Regions from separate parts of the Homo sapiens genome. Here region 1 is linked to region 2. Evidence: read pairs that join two places in POLR2A ChIA-PET (ENCODE). Cell type or tissue: Panc1. All regions are shown on one strand. Each heading gives the region's core, and the rest is flanking DNA. Links, peaks and the distances in the headings are about the cores only.

What was found. ChIA-PET counts read pairs that join two places held together with the same protein. Peaks named below come from ENCODE experiments on the same cell type or tissue, not always from the same donor. Only the 100,000 strongest peaks of a DNase experiment are listed, where the experiment ranks them.
Region 1: POLR2A ChIA-PET joins it to region 2 with 5 read pairs; 2 of 35 experiments call an interaction of 5 or more read pairs at or near these places.

Annotation. Positions count from the first base shown.
Region 1 is chr17:17,975,072-17,984,010 of GRCh38, reverse strand. It overlaps DRC3 (dynein regulatory complex subunit 3), which reads right to left. Exons shown (of 14, transcript NM_031294.4): 3 at 6,253-6,429; 4 at 67-183. The coding sequence starts at 6,412. LOC107984989 (a long non-coding RNA gene) reads left to right here. Exons shown (of 3, transcript XR_001752801.2): 3 at 6,035-6,455. It also overlaps the pseudogene BRI3P3. Among named protein-coding and RNA genes, the nearest start is that of DRC3, 6.7 kb to the right of the region's middle. RefSeq lists an enhancer at 2,455-2,955. In Panc1, for the core only: no CTCF peak of the experiment used is centred there; no DNase peak of the experiment used is centred there; H3K27ac peaks cover 365 bases.
Region 2 is chr17:18,160,409-18,165,408 of GRCh38, reverse strand. It overlaps MYO15A (myosin XVA), which reads right to left. Exons shown (of 66, transcript NM_016239.4): 57 at 3,962-4,092; 58 at 2,730-2,824; 59 at 2,088-2,165; 60 at 1,571-1,667. Among named protein-coding and RNA genes, the nearest start is that of ALKBH5, 21 kb to the left of the region's middle. RefSeq lists enhancers at 4,049-4,188, 4,309-4,368. In Panc1, for the core only: no CTCF peak of the experiment used is centred there; no DNase peak of the experiment used is centred there.

The DNA.
Region 1 (8,939 bases), core at 1-5,000, 180 kb after region 2:
GAAGGCAATAACCTTGTCAGGGTGTCACCTTCGATTAGGGTGGACACACAGAGGAAAGGGCCTTACCCAGCCAGACCAGGTGTGCGAGGTTCTCCAGGCCCTCGATCTTCTCAATGATGTTATTGTCCAGCTGCAGCTTCCTCAAGTTCTCAAACTGCCAGAGGTTGTCTATGCGGAGGATGTCTGAAATAATGGAAGGTGATTTCAGTCTCAGGTTAGGGTCAGAGTTTTGTGCTAGTGTACAGGAGGAGTGAGGCAGAACCACACAAAAGGGACCTAGAACTCTTCTGCCCTGCCCTGGAGTACGCAGGCACCCTGGAGATGTCGGCTGAGCATCGAGGAACATTGTGTCCCTATGAGGTGGGCGGGGATCGGTACTGCCACCCAGAGCCACAGAAAGACCTAATAGGTTTACTAGGGTGGAGCTAAAAAGTTGCTGGGGTGGAAGTGAGCTGGACCTGGCTGGGCAGGAGACTCGCTTGTGCTGTTTCTGGGGCCAGGCCAGGGACTCTCCAGGAGGCTGGTCCACCTTAGGACACAGGACACAGACAGAGGCCTTCCTTCCACAGTGTGATAAATAGAATGAAAACATGTGTCTCTGTTGGTAGGAGGGTTGATTGCCTCATTCAGCCTTTTTGGAGCACTGTTTGGCAATGTTTTTTGAAATATTTAAAGTCAGTGCCCTTTGAACTATAATTTCTCTACATGGAATCTATCTCCACACTGTATATATGTCCAAAGGAATCCCTCAGGCACGTAAGGGGCAGAAAAGCTCCCAAATGTCCATACGTAGGGGATGAGATAAGTCATCCATGCAAGAACGAGGCAGGTTCCTGATATCACGGAAGTGCCTGGCCCCTGTGGCCTGTGAGGACCACCCACGCCAGCTACACAGCTGGTTCATTCTGTTTGCTAGGTAAGCCAGAGTTTGGTTTCTGTCACTGGCAGCCAGGAGAGTTCTGAAAAACACATATGTATAAGTAAATATGTACTGTATATGTAACACTCTAGAGGCCAAACTTGTCTGCCAGGTTTTCCCAGAAGCCACGTACAGCTCTGTTGTTTATATGCTCCTTTTTTCCATATTTGCTTTTGTAATGATTTCTAAAATTTATAAAATTAGAATATGCTCATTAAGGATGGGCGCAGTGGCTCACGCCTGTAATCACAGCACTTTGGGAGGCCGAGGCGGGCGGATCACAAGTTCAAGAGATCGAGACCATCCTGGCCAATGTGGTGAAACCCTGTCTCTGCTAAAGATACAAAAAATTGGCTGGGCGTGGTGGTGCACGTCTGTAGTCCCAGCTACTTGGGAGGCTGAGGCAGGAGAATCGCTTGAACCAGGGAGGCAGAGGTTGCAGTGAGCCAAGATCGCGCCACTGCAATCCAGGTGACAGAGCGAGACTCCATCTCAAAAAAAAAAAAAAAAAGAATATGCTCATTAAAAGAACTGAAATAATACAGAAGTGAAAGAAGTTTTCAAAATTGGTGCTGTGGGCCAGGCGTGGTGGCTCACGCCTGTAATCCCAGCACTTTGGGAGGCCAAGGTAGGCAGATCAGGAGGTGAGGAGGTGGAGACCATCCTGGCTAACACAGTGAAACCCTGTCTCTCCTAAAAACACAAAAAATTAGCTGGGCGTGGTGGCGGGCACCTGTAGTCCCAGCTACTCGGGAGGCTGAGGCAGGAGAATGGCGTGAACCCAGGAGGCGGAGCTTTCAGTGAGCCGAGATTGCGCCACTGAACTCCAGCCTGGGCGACAGAGCGAGACTCCATCTCAAAAAAAAAAAAAAAGAGATGGAGACCATCCTGGCCAACATGGTGAAACCCTGTCTCTACTAAAAATACAAAAATTAGTTGGGCGTGGTGACACGCGCTTGTAATCCCAGCTACTCTGGAGGCTGAGGCAGGAGAATCGCTTGAACCCAGGAGGCAGAGGTTGCAGTGAGCCTAGATTACGCCACTGAACTCCAGCCTGGATGACAGAGTGAGACTGTTTAAAAAAAAAAAAAAATTTGGTCCTGTGGCTGGGCATGGTGGCACACACCTGTAATCCCAGCACTTTGGGAGGCCAAGGCCGGTGGATTGCTTGAGACCAGGAGTTTGAGACCAGCCTGGCCAACATGGAAAAACACTGTCTCTATAATAAAAATACAAAAATTAGCTGGTGTCCCTGTAGTCCCAGCTACTCAGGAGGCTGAGGCAGCAGAATCACTTGAACCCAGGAGGCAGAGATGCAGTGAGCCAAGATCATGCCACTGCACTGCAGCCTGGGTGACAAAGCAAGACTCTGTCTCTAAATAAATAAATAAATAAAAAAAAATAAAAATCGGTGCTGAGGCATTGTGCCTCAGAGGAGCCTGAGCCAGCCAGTCTGCTGCATCCCTGCCACGTCCCCCACTGTGTCCCCTGCCAGGACCGACTGACCTGAGCCGGGCTGCCATGGACCACACGCCCCTGCTGTGGGAGTGGCTGCCCACCTACAACCTAGGGGCCGGCCAGGGCAACTATGCATGCAGCTTGCATGGCTACAGCGTCATCCCTGCTGCCCATCCCTTGCTGCTGCCCGCCCTCCCCTTACCTCATCACAGGGATACCCAACCACCACCCCAGGGTCTACAATGACCACAGCTGGACTATCACTTGGTACCCTGCCAATGCCATCGCCATCATGAGAGGCTGTCCCGTCTGCAGGGATAGGGTGCTGGAGGACTGCTTCACCTTCCTGGGAATCCTCCTGGCCATCATCCTGTTCCCCTTTGGGTTCATCTGCTGTTTTTCCTGGAGGAAGCAAAGATGCCCCAACTGCAGAGCAGCCTTTGCTTAAAGGGAACTTACACCTGGCTTTTCTACACCCAGCTCTCTTTTTCTAATGTACAATAGTTTTATTTGATTAAGCTTCAGGACTGTTTTGTAAAGTGAGGTGCGACAGATGTGGCACGCGGGAGCCAGGGTTTCCTGGAGCGTGGAGAGGCAGCGCTGCTGCTCCTGAGGTTAATGAGAACTCAGTAAAGCACTGCTTTTATTTTTTGCAGTCTTCAATTTGAGAAAGGTGAAATATAATGTTTTCAATAAATGAGATTCATGCCAAAAAAATAAAAAATACAAATACAAATTAGTGGCTAGGTGCGGTGGCTCACACGTGTAATCCCAGCACTTTGGGAGGCCGAGGTGGGCAGATCACGAGGTCAAGAGATCGAGACCATCTTGGCCAACATGGTGAAACCCCGTCTCTACTAAAAATACAGAAATTCACTGGGTGTGGTGGTGTACACCTGTAGTCCCAGCTACTCTGGAGGCTGAGGCAAGAGAATCACTTGAACCCGGGAGGTGAAGGTTGCAGTGAGCCTAGATCGTGCCACTGCACTCTAGCCTGGCGACAGAGTGAGACTCCATCTCAAAAAAAAAAAAAAAAAAATGCTGGGCGCAGTGGCTCATACCTATAATCCTAGCACTTTGGGAGCCTGAGGCAGGCAGATTGCCTGAGCTCAGGAGTTCGAAACCAGCCTGGGCAACATGGTGAAACCCCATCTCTACTAAAATAAAAAAAATTAGCCAGGCGTGGCCGCATATGCCTGTAGTTCCAGCTACTTGGGAGGCTGAGGCAGGAGAATTGCTTGAACTCAGGAGGCAGAGGTTGCAGTGAGCTGAGATCGCACTACTGCACTCTAGCACTCCAGCCTGGGCTGGGCGGCAGAGCGAGACTCCGTCTCTACAAAAAAAAAAACAACAACAATAAAACAAAACAAACAAACAAACAAAAAAAAAACATACAGTCCAGCTGCCGTTTCAATATTCATTCAGAGGGGCAGAGCCTGCCTGTGAGGTTGTGAAAGTCCCAGTGGGAAAGTGGGGAACCCCTCCTAGCTCCCCTCCCTGCACAAAGTTCTGGGGAGGACAGGGTTCTCTGACCCAGGTCCAGAGGGGCACACCGCCCTTCCCCTAGAGCTGGATTGCTGCCCTGCACCTCTCCTGGGTTCCCAGGGCTGGGTGGGACTGCCCTTCCCTTAGAGCTGGATTGCTGCCTTGCACCTATCCTGGGTTCCCAGGGCTGGGTGGGACTGCCCTTCCCCTAGAGCCGGATTGCTGCGTAGTGCCTCTCCTGGGTTCCCAGGGCTGGGTGGGACTGGTGCCTGTTCTTCAGCTCCCTGTTTGTGGCCAGATTTCCCAGAATGATACTGGCCACAATTCCCACCTGTGCTTCCAGGGTGGGGCCAGTTCTGCCCCAGCCTCCCGGCCACCTCCCAACCCTGGGTTGGATTTTCCAGGTGCCTTTTCTGGCCCTGATCTGACAGCCCCCCAGCAGTAGCACTCCCCCTGTGGCTCCTGCACACCGGGTGCTCTGCCACACACGCCAGCATGCCGGCTTTTTCCCAGGTGTCAGCAGTTCAGGAGGAAAAGCCAAAACAACACAACAAATCAGGATGTACTTGGCAGTTAGCTCTAAATGAGTTACCAGCATGACAGGACTGCCAAAAAAAGCCGATTTAATCTTCAACAAAGACACTAAATCTGCCCCTGTGGCCACCACCTCGGCCAGGCCTGTGGTCATCACTCACTGGAGTACAGCAGTGGCCATCTTACTAGATCCTTGCCTCGGCCCCTGGCCTCCACGGTCTATCCTCACGCAGCCAGCAGGGTCCTGTGAAATCCTAAGTCCCATCCTGTCCCACTTCTGCTCAGGACCCTCCCGGGGTCCCCACTTCACTCACTGTAAGAGCCAAACACCTTCCACTGTCTCCAAGCTGACACCATGACCTCCCCGACCTGTCTCTCCACAGTGGCTTCCTCAGCAGAGATGATAAGGCGGGGTCCAGCCTGCCCCAGGCCCTTTGCACTGGCTGCTCCACTTTCCCTGGTGGATCTGCACAGCAGCTCTCTCCCTTGCCTACCTCAAGTTGTTGCTAAATTGTTACCTTCTTGGTGAAGCCCCTGGCCACTCTATAAAACACTGTACTCCACCCCCAACTTCCCTTTTCTCCTCTCCTTCCTTTTTTCCTCCACACCACATATTACGTTTAGCAAATAGTATTATTTTCCTTCTTCATTTTATTTAATTGTCCCCCATCAAGTTGAATGTCAGCTCCATGAGGACAAGGCTTTTGTCTTTTTTTGCTCATAGTTGAATCCCTAGTGCTCAGAACAGTACCTGGCATGTAACAGGCAGGTGTTCAATACTGGCTGCATGAACCTCAGGTTGGGGAGGGGAAACAGAGGGCAAGCGGTCAGCTGCAAAAGCCCCCTCCTGCCGCACCTGTTCTGTGCCCCTTTACCCCTCCCGGGGCTGTGGCTCAGGGCCCTCCCTGATTGGGTGGTCAGCCCTGGGAGCCTATGGGCTTCGTGGGGCTGTGCCTGGGCCATGCCTGACTTGCCCACTGTCGTGTCCCTGGCTCTGGCAGCAGGGCTGGACTGAGGCAGGGTCTCAATACCTCCTTGTTGTTGACTGGATGCCGGCCAGCCTAGGGGCCCCAAGACAGAGCACGAATGTGAATCAGACCAGGTCACTCTGCTGTGGCCTTGCCTGCACATGATACAAAGGGGGGTCTCAGGATCCCTGCCCACCTCTCTCACTGCCCTCGTACTGCCTCTGCCTTCACTTACTGTGCCTGGCTTGCTGTGTGAGCCAGGCACTGTGCACGTGCTGTCTCACCTTGTCCCCCCACCCAATGCTCGAGACAGGGATGACAGCCATCCCATTCCACAGACGGGACATTGAAGCAGTGAGGGTCCGCCTGGTCCTGAGCCACATCTTCTCACTCCTGATGTGCCTCCCTGCCTCAAGGGCCTGTGCTCCTCCTGCTACCAGCCTGTCTTTGGTCACCCCTTCCCTGAAGCTGCCATCCCAGTGCCCGCTCTCATTCTCCCACACTTCCTACCCTCTGCTTCTGGCTACGTGGGACTTCCTAGGCTCTGCCTGCCAGGGACCCCCACTCCAAGGACACCCATGTGGAGTTGTGTGATGGAAACAGCATAGTCTTGGGGGCTCACTTAGATTTGGCGTGGGACAATTTTATCTTGTTTTCTATTCTTATTCAGAATCCGGAGCGTCGTGGATATTCAAATGATGAAGACACTAAGTATGACGCTTTACAAACATCTGTGCTGCTCCTATGCCTTGTAACCCAGGTAGGCCCTAATGCTGATGTGGGAACCTCGACCGTGGACTTTGCATGGAATCCTGGGGCTTGAAGATGGAGCAGAGAAAGCCAGGGAGGGCCCACCCTGGCCACCACCCCTGAACCTTGGATACATACTCCGAAAGTCCAGCTGCAGGGACAGGACATCCTTGAAGAGGATGCCCTCCTGCTTGGCCAGCTGCCCGGCCTCCTCCTGGGGGCCCTGGTCCCCGACGGCCAGCTTGAGCATGTCATCGTCCATCACCCTCGGCTCCATCGAGTTGCACGGCTGGTTCATCTTCCCCCACGTTTTCCCTAAAAAACACCGCATTCTTCCTTCACGGCCTGCTTCTTTCTCTGTTTGAGGGCAGGGTCTGGCTGAGGTTTCCCCCTGTAGTGTCTTGTGGCCACTGGCACTCTGAGGAATGCCCCACGCCCAGCCCTGGGTCTGCTGCATCTCGGGGTTTGTATACTTACGCCAAGGCTGCTCCAGGGCTTCCTGGCAACCACCTGGGCCTGTCCACAGGGTTTCATCCCTTGACCCTACAGCCACAGCTGGGACCCTCGCTGGACCCACTGGACTGGTGTCCACACTGGTCTCCCTAGCCTGTGATCTTGACTCATCTTATGACTGTGGCCCTGTGTCAGGCCTCTGACTTTGTATGCCCATCCTCACTTGGGCTTGTGGGTACCAACCACTGACTGTGCTCCCTGGGCAGCCCCAGCCAGGCCTGTCAGCCTGCAGCTCCTCTTCCTTGAGCACCTCACCCCCTCCAGGCCGTCATGTGTGTATGCCCCACACCACACCACAAGCTTCTCCTGGTGCAGAGGGAGCCCCTGACCCAAGCTGCCCATTCACGTCCTCCCCGTGGGAGATGTGAAGTTGAGGCTGTGGAATGAGAGTGCCCATCGGAGCTGGCTGCTTGAGCTGGGGAGGAATAGGGAGTGTGGGCTGGCTGGGTACATAGTTAAGCAGAGAGCAAGAGGGGGAGGAGGCAGATGCACAGAGAAAAGCAGAGATGGGAACCTGGGAATCAGAAAACAAAAGACAAAGGACAGACAGATCGACACAGACAGAGGCTGCCTCCTTCTTGCTGGCTTTCCAGTCCCTAATGTCCCTAGGTCCAGGCCTCATGAGAGTTTCCTGTTTCTCACATGAAATCCTCTTCTACTTAAGCTAGCTCCAGTAGGTTATTTTTTAATTTAATTAATTTATTTTTTTTGAGACAGAGTCTCGCTCTGTCGCCCAGGCTGGGGCACAATGGCGCGGTCTCAGCTCACTGCAACGCCCGGATTCAAGCGATTCTCCTGCCTCAGCCTCCTGAGTAACTAGGATTTCAGGTGTCCACCACTACGCCTGGCTAATTTTTTGTATTTTTAGTAGAAACGGGGTTTCACCATGTTGGCCAGGCTGGTCTCAAACTCCTGACCTCAGGTGATCCACCTGCCTCCGCTTCCCAAAGTGCTGGGATTACAGGCATGAGCCACCGTGCCCAGCCTCCAGTAGATTCTGTTGCTAATGGTCCAGAGGGATTTGACTGAGACACCACAGCACAGGGGGGATCTGTAGATTTGGTCAGTCACAATGTGAGGCTGACTCCAGGCTGCCGTTCGTGGCTGGACCACATTCTCATCCTTATCAACCCTCTTGGTGAGGACATCCAGGAGGGATATTTTCCCCCACTTTCCACCCCTGATTCTTGCCTCCCTGCTGGCCCTACTTCCTATCTTTGTCTACATGCCTTCCCAGCATCTGGGCCTCCCTGAACCTCCTGTCCTTCTGCCCTGCTGGTCCCTGATGCTAGGCAGCCCCTGTGCTCTGTTTTTCATTCCACTGGGCACTGCTGGAGAAACTCCTGGTGCAGGGCTGATGGTGTCTGCTGAAAAGCCAGGTTGGGCCATACAATCCTGTTACCTGGTCTTAGAGACTTCCCTCTAAGACTGCCCTCCTCTTGCCTCCCTGACCATCCACTTGGATGCAGCTTCTGCAAATATGCATCCTCTGCCCTGAACTGTCCCTCATCAAATGTCCCAATGAGCTCTTGTGCACACTTCTCTCTTGCTTCCAGGGGAGGCATAGCCTCCACACCCTTCAACCCCTACCCCTTCTCCACCTGTGCCTTCCGTCCTCCCAAGACCTTGGTCCTTTTCCTCCCACTCTCTCCAATCTGTTCACACTGGCTCCACCTCGTTGGGGTGACTGATTCTACCCCCAAAGACAGTTCCAGACCTCGGCCTCTCTCTAGCTCCCCACTCTTATGCAATGGCTTCCCCTGCGGTTTCCCATAACTTGTCATCAACTTGTCTTTGGGGGAATTTTAATGTGTTATATTTGGCTGATGTTTTCTGCAAAGTGTTTGGCCTTTTTTTTGGGGGGGGGGTGGGGAGGTCAGGCGCGGTGGCTCACACTTGTAATCCCAGCACTTTGGGAGGCCGAGGTGGGCGGATCACAAGGTCAGGAGATCAAGACCATCCTGGCCAACATGGTGAAACCCTGACTTTATTAAAAATACAAAAATTAGCTGGGCATGGTGGCGCATGTCTGTAATCCCAGCTACTTGACAGGCTGAGGCAGGAGAATCGCTTGAACCAGGGAGTTGGAGGTTGCAGTGAGCCGAGATCGTGCACCACTGCACTCTAGCCTGGTGATAGAGCGAGACTCCATCAAGAAAAAAAAAAAAAAAAAGGTGCTATACTTTGGGAAATGACTCTTAATTTTGATTTCAAAACTTTAACTGACTTATCCCTCCTACTTCATCAGGGCCTGGTACCTGTGACAGATCAAGTTTGCTTTCAGTCAAGCCCAGCAATTGCTATGCTAGGAA
Region 2 (5,000 bases), core at 1-5,000:
GCGGGCAGCCTCTAGAAGCCGGAAAAGGAAAGGAAACAAATTATTCCCTAGAGCTTCCAGAAGGAACCTGGCCCTGATGCCATTTTCATTTTAGAACTTCTGACTTTCAGAATTATAAGGTAATATATTTATGTTTTTTTAAGCCACTAAATTTGTGATAATCTGTTATAGCAACAATAGAAAACTAATACAGCCTCCCTGGGCCTCAGTTTTCCCATCTGTAAATGGAAAAGCTAACAGTCTCCATCCACTTCATAAGGTTGTCGTGGGGATTAAAAGAGTTCACAGAATGAAATGCTTTTTTTTTTTTTTTTTTTGAGATGGAGTTTCGCTCTTGTTGCCCAGGCACGATCTCAGCTCACTGCAACCTCCTGCCTCACCCTCCTGAGTGGCAGGCAAACGTCACCATGCCTGGCTAATTTTGTATTTTTAGTGGAGATGTGGTTTCTCCATGTTGCTCAGGCTGGTCTCGAACTCCCGACCTTAGGTGATCCACCCGCCTCGGCCTCTCAGAGTGCTGGGATTAAAGGTGCAAGCCACCACACCTGGCTTTTTTTTTTTTTTTTTTTTTTTTTTGCAGATAGAGTCTCACTCCATCACCCAGGCTGGAGTACAGTGGCATGATCATGGCTCACTACAACCTCCGCCTCCCAGGTTCAAGTGATTGTTGTGCCTCAGCCTCCTGAGTAGCTGGAATTACAGGTGCACACTACCATGGTTGGCTAATTTTTAGTAGAGATGGGGCTTCGCCATGTTGGCCAGGCTGCCCTGAAACTCCTGGCCTCAAGAGATCCACCCGCCTCGGCCTCCCAAAGTGCTGGGATTACAGGCATGAGCCACCACACCCAGCCTGAAATGCTTTGAATTATACCTGGGGCACAGCATCCGTTCAATAAATATCAGTTATTAGGACCGTTTTGTTACCTGCCATTCTCCCCTAATGTCTTAGCTGGACTTGGGCAGGCAGGGCTGATGGCACATGGCTGAGGACTGAGGCAGCAGTAGGGAGAGCTGGCTGGGGGTTGCTGGAGCTGACCAGCTGGTGACAGGAGGGAAGACCATGATCTAGAGTGGGCAGTCAGCAGATGGAAGGGGCTTTGGGATGCATGACGGTCACCTAGGGTCCCAGGAGCCCTCGAGAGGGGCTAGTGACACCTCGGGAGGGGCTTCTCTGGCCATTATTAAGGCATGAAAGGCAGGAAAGAAGGCTTGCACCTATAGGTTCCTATAGGTTCCATAATATGCGGCGCTATTAATGGAAACCTTTCCAGGATGTAATCTCCTTGAGGGCACGGCCTGTGTCCTCACATTGAGCATGTCCTGAGGGACAAAGGGAGGGATGAGAGAGGGCTCTCATCATAAGGTGAGGCAAACTAAGCAAAGCAGAAAGGGACAGATAAAGGGCTGGGCGTGCTTGGTACACACAGAGATCCTTCCACATGGGGGTCAAGGGGCTTCCTGGAGGAAGTGGCACCTGACTTGGGCCCTAAAATCTGGGTGGAGGGCCCCACATGGCACAAGGCCCGGGGATGGGAATGGGCCCAGCATGCTCAGTCTTCCTGGCACTCACCACGGTTGGTGACAACGAAGATAACATATTCATTGAAGGCCTCAGGGCGTGTCAGAGCCATCTCAGCACATATCTCTTCCACCACGTCCAGGGCCACCTGGGGGTGGGGCGGAAGAGATGAGGCCATGCCAGTTGGGCTTGACCTCTGTCCTTCTGGCCCCACTCAGGCCCCCAGAGGCCATGTGTGGAGTTCCTCAGCCCTCTTCACAAAGGCGCACAATCCTCTGAGGTCTCTGAGAATCAGCCTCAGGCAGGGAAAGAACACAGCTTGTGGTCTGAGACTTAGGTTTAAAATCTGCTTCTGTCCCTTTTTTGCAGGATGACCCTGAGCCAGAGGCTTAACCTCTCTGAGGTGCAGTTTGCTCTTCTGAGAAATAAGTCCTGCCTTGTGGGGCTGTGGGAGAGCCTGGGAGGGCTCAGCATCATTGGGGGCTTACTCCACCCCCATCCTGGAGCCTGGGCTGTCCTTGTCCCTGCCCCTCCAGTACCTGGCTGCAGGAGACATTTCTTCACTTACAGTGCATGTTTTGATTTTGAGATGGCGTTCAAGGCCTCCAGGAAGAAGAAAGAGTTGCCTCTTGGAACTGCGGCCTGCCTGGGGTAGATAGGTGGGAGAGGGATGACAGGTTGGGTCCTAGGATCTGGGACAGCCCTTGTCTCCTGCCCTGGGAGTTCCCAAGCCAAAGGATCCTGGGCTGGCACGTGTAGGAACACTTGAGCACCTGGACCGCGCAGGGCCTGTCTGCAAGCCCCTGAGTGCAATGCACCTGACAGAGAGGTCTCTGGGCAGGGCTTGTGTCTCCCATTCATTTTTTTGTGTGTGTTTGTTTTTGTTTTTTGACATGGAGTCTCGCTCTGTCACCCAGGCTGGAATGCAGTGGCACGATCTTGGCTCACTGCAACCTCTGCCTCCTGGGTTCAAGTAATTCTCCTGCCTTAGCCTCCCGAGTAGCTGGGATTACAGGTGCCTGCCACCATGCCCGGCTAATTTTTGTATTTTTAGTAGAGACGGGGTTTCACCATGTTGGCCAGGCTGGTCTCGAACTCCTGACCTCAGGTGATCTGCCCGCCTCAGCCTCCCAAAGTGCTGGGATTACAGGCATGAGCCACTGCGCCCAGCCTCCCATTCATTTTGAACCCACTCCCACCCTATGCTCACCAACATGGCCCGAAGCTCTATGCTGCTGGGGAGCTCCAGACGACCTCCGAAGCGCAAGGTTTTCTGCAGGTTCTGCTCGCAGGCCTTGGCGATCCCTGCAGAAGCAGGGAGTTCAGGCCTCGCCCAAGGTGGACTGTGGGAGAAAGGGGCTCGCTCCTCTTGCCACCAACCATGAGCCCACTGCATTCTCTCCACAAGCTGTGGGGAAGGCATTTACTCCCCCATTTGACAGTTGAGGAAACAGTTCAGACAGGGACAGTGACTTGCCCAAGGTCAAGAGCTAGAGGTTAAGAGCTGGATTTGAACCCACATCCCATGTGGCTAAGGACCTTTTATCTAGCCCATAGTCCCCTTGGCAACCTATACGCCTGGAAACCGCTGTCACCCTGAGCTGCTGACTGGGGAGCTTGTATCTCACAGGCTCTGTGGCTAGGGTGATGCAGCTCTGCTCATGCCAGCTGGGATACCCTGCCAGCTGCCCTCCCTCACCCAGGCCTCCCAGTGCAGGAGACCCCAGCATCAGTGCTCCATTTCTCTTGAGTCAAGAGTTCTAGGGCACATTCTGCTGCTTTTATGCATCTGGGAGCTCTTCCATAGGGAGCTGGGTCTATTCATCTGTGGGTTGAATGTTTGTTAATTGAATCAGAGAGAAGCATTCAGAGGCAGGAAGGGTAAGGTCTCCTATCTCCTCCACGGCTGCCATGGTGACTACAGGGGCCCCAGCCTCCTTCTTAGGGAGCCCCAGGGGTTGCTATGGAAACAACGCTGAAGAGTGGCCCCCCCTTTCTCCATATTCTAAGGGGGATGATACCAGCTTGGGCCCACCTCTGCCCAGATCCCTCAAGACCCTTGCTGAGTCCCAACAGTCAGAGAGGCAGGGCCGCACCCCAGTACTCTGGATTCTTGCCCACCTCCTTCTCTTCTCCCACGTACCACATATTCCCACTCCTGTCTTTGCTCCTGTCACTCACTCCACCTGGAAATCCCTCCTACCCAGGGCAATACTTCCTCCAAGGAGTCATCCCTGACCACCCCCTCCATTAGATCAGACAAACCACCACGCCAGCCCCTGTGAAACCTTAACAAATGTTTGGGGAGTATATTAATATTGGTAAACATTGCTCAGCACCTGTGAAGAGCGAGGCCCTCTGGGTTTCCCCTCCCACCAGCTGTCCACCCAGTCCCCAAGGGAGAAGCATGCAGCCCTGGGTTCCCACTCATTGACCTCTCACCCTGAAAGGGCAGGCCTGGGGTCCGGCTCACGTCTTGGAGGAAGCGAGTGAGGTGTGGGTGGAGGACCTCAGAGCAGCTGTGGTAGGCGGTCACGATATACAGCAGCCTCCAGCCTCGCTGGCAGCTGTCCCTGCAAGGACACATGGGGGCTACAGCAGAGGTGGCCACAGCACTAGAGTGTGCCAAGAGCCTCCTGGGATTGAGCTGAGACAGATTCCAACTCTCAGGCAGCTCCTGTCCCCTGAGGATGCCCCTCCCTGCGCAGTGATATGCAAAAGGCATATTCTGCTTGGGAAGTCAGGATTGGGGATAGGGACAGAAGGGGATGGGGCCCCAGACATCTTCCCCAGGTAGGGGAAGCACTGCGACTCTTTCCTCTCCTATTCTTCTCTTCTCTGCCTCACAACAGGTAGGGGATCTCTCTAGGGAGGCTTCTGGGAAAAGGGGAAGCTGCTGAGACTGTGTAGAGGTCATGCCAGGTAAGGCCCAGGGCTGGGAGGAGCAGGAGGACAAGCTGAGTGGTTCTAAAAATCCTGAGGAGATGGAGAGCAAGTGAGGAGGTAGTACAGATGGAGACAGGAGGGTGGACCTGATGGTAACAAGAGCATGCACACATTGGGCACGTACTGTGTGCTGGCCCTGCATGAGTGGAACACAGTAATTCATCTTCACATGGTCCTGGGTGTGAGGGTTTCATTTGTAGGGATATCTGGTGTCTGGGAACAACACTTGGGCTTCCTTTGGGAAACCACCCACCCCGCTCTGGATCCCTGTGGTTTGGAGATGGGCATGGAAGTCAGGTTTGGTCAATGTGAACACCGCAGCCCCTGGCCACAGTGATTGGCCCAGGGATAGGCATAGTTGGTTCAGGGTTGAGCATGTGACCAACTCAGGCCTGTAAGGCTGGATTTAAGAATTTCTACAGCAAATATTGGGTCAGTCTTGCTTTCTCTGGGATTGCTGAGCTGTTGCCCCAGACCTGCCACCTTGCTACTCTGTGCGAGAGGCTGTTTGGGAATGATCAACACAGAGGAAAGC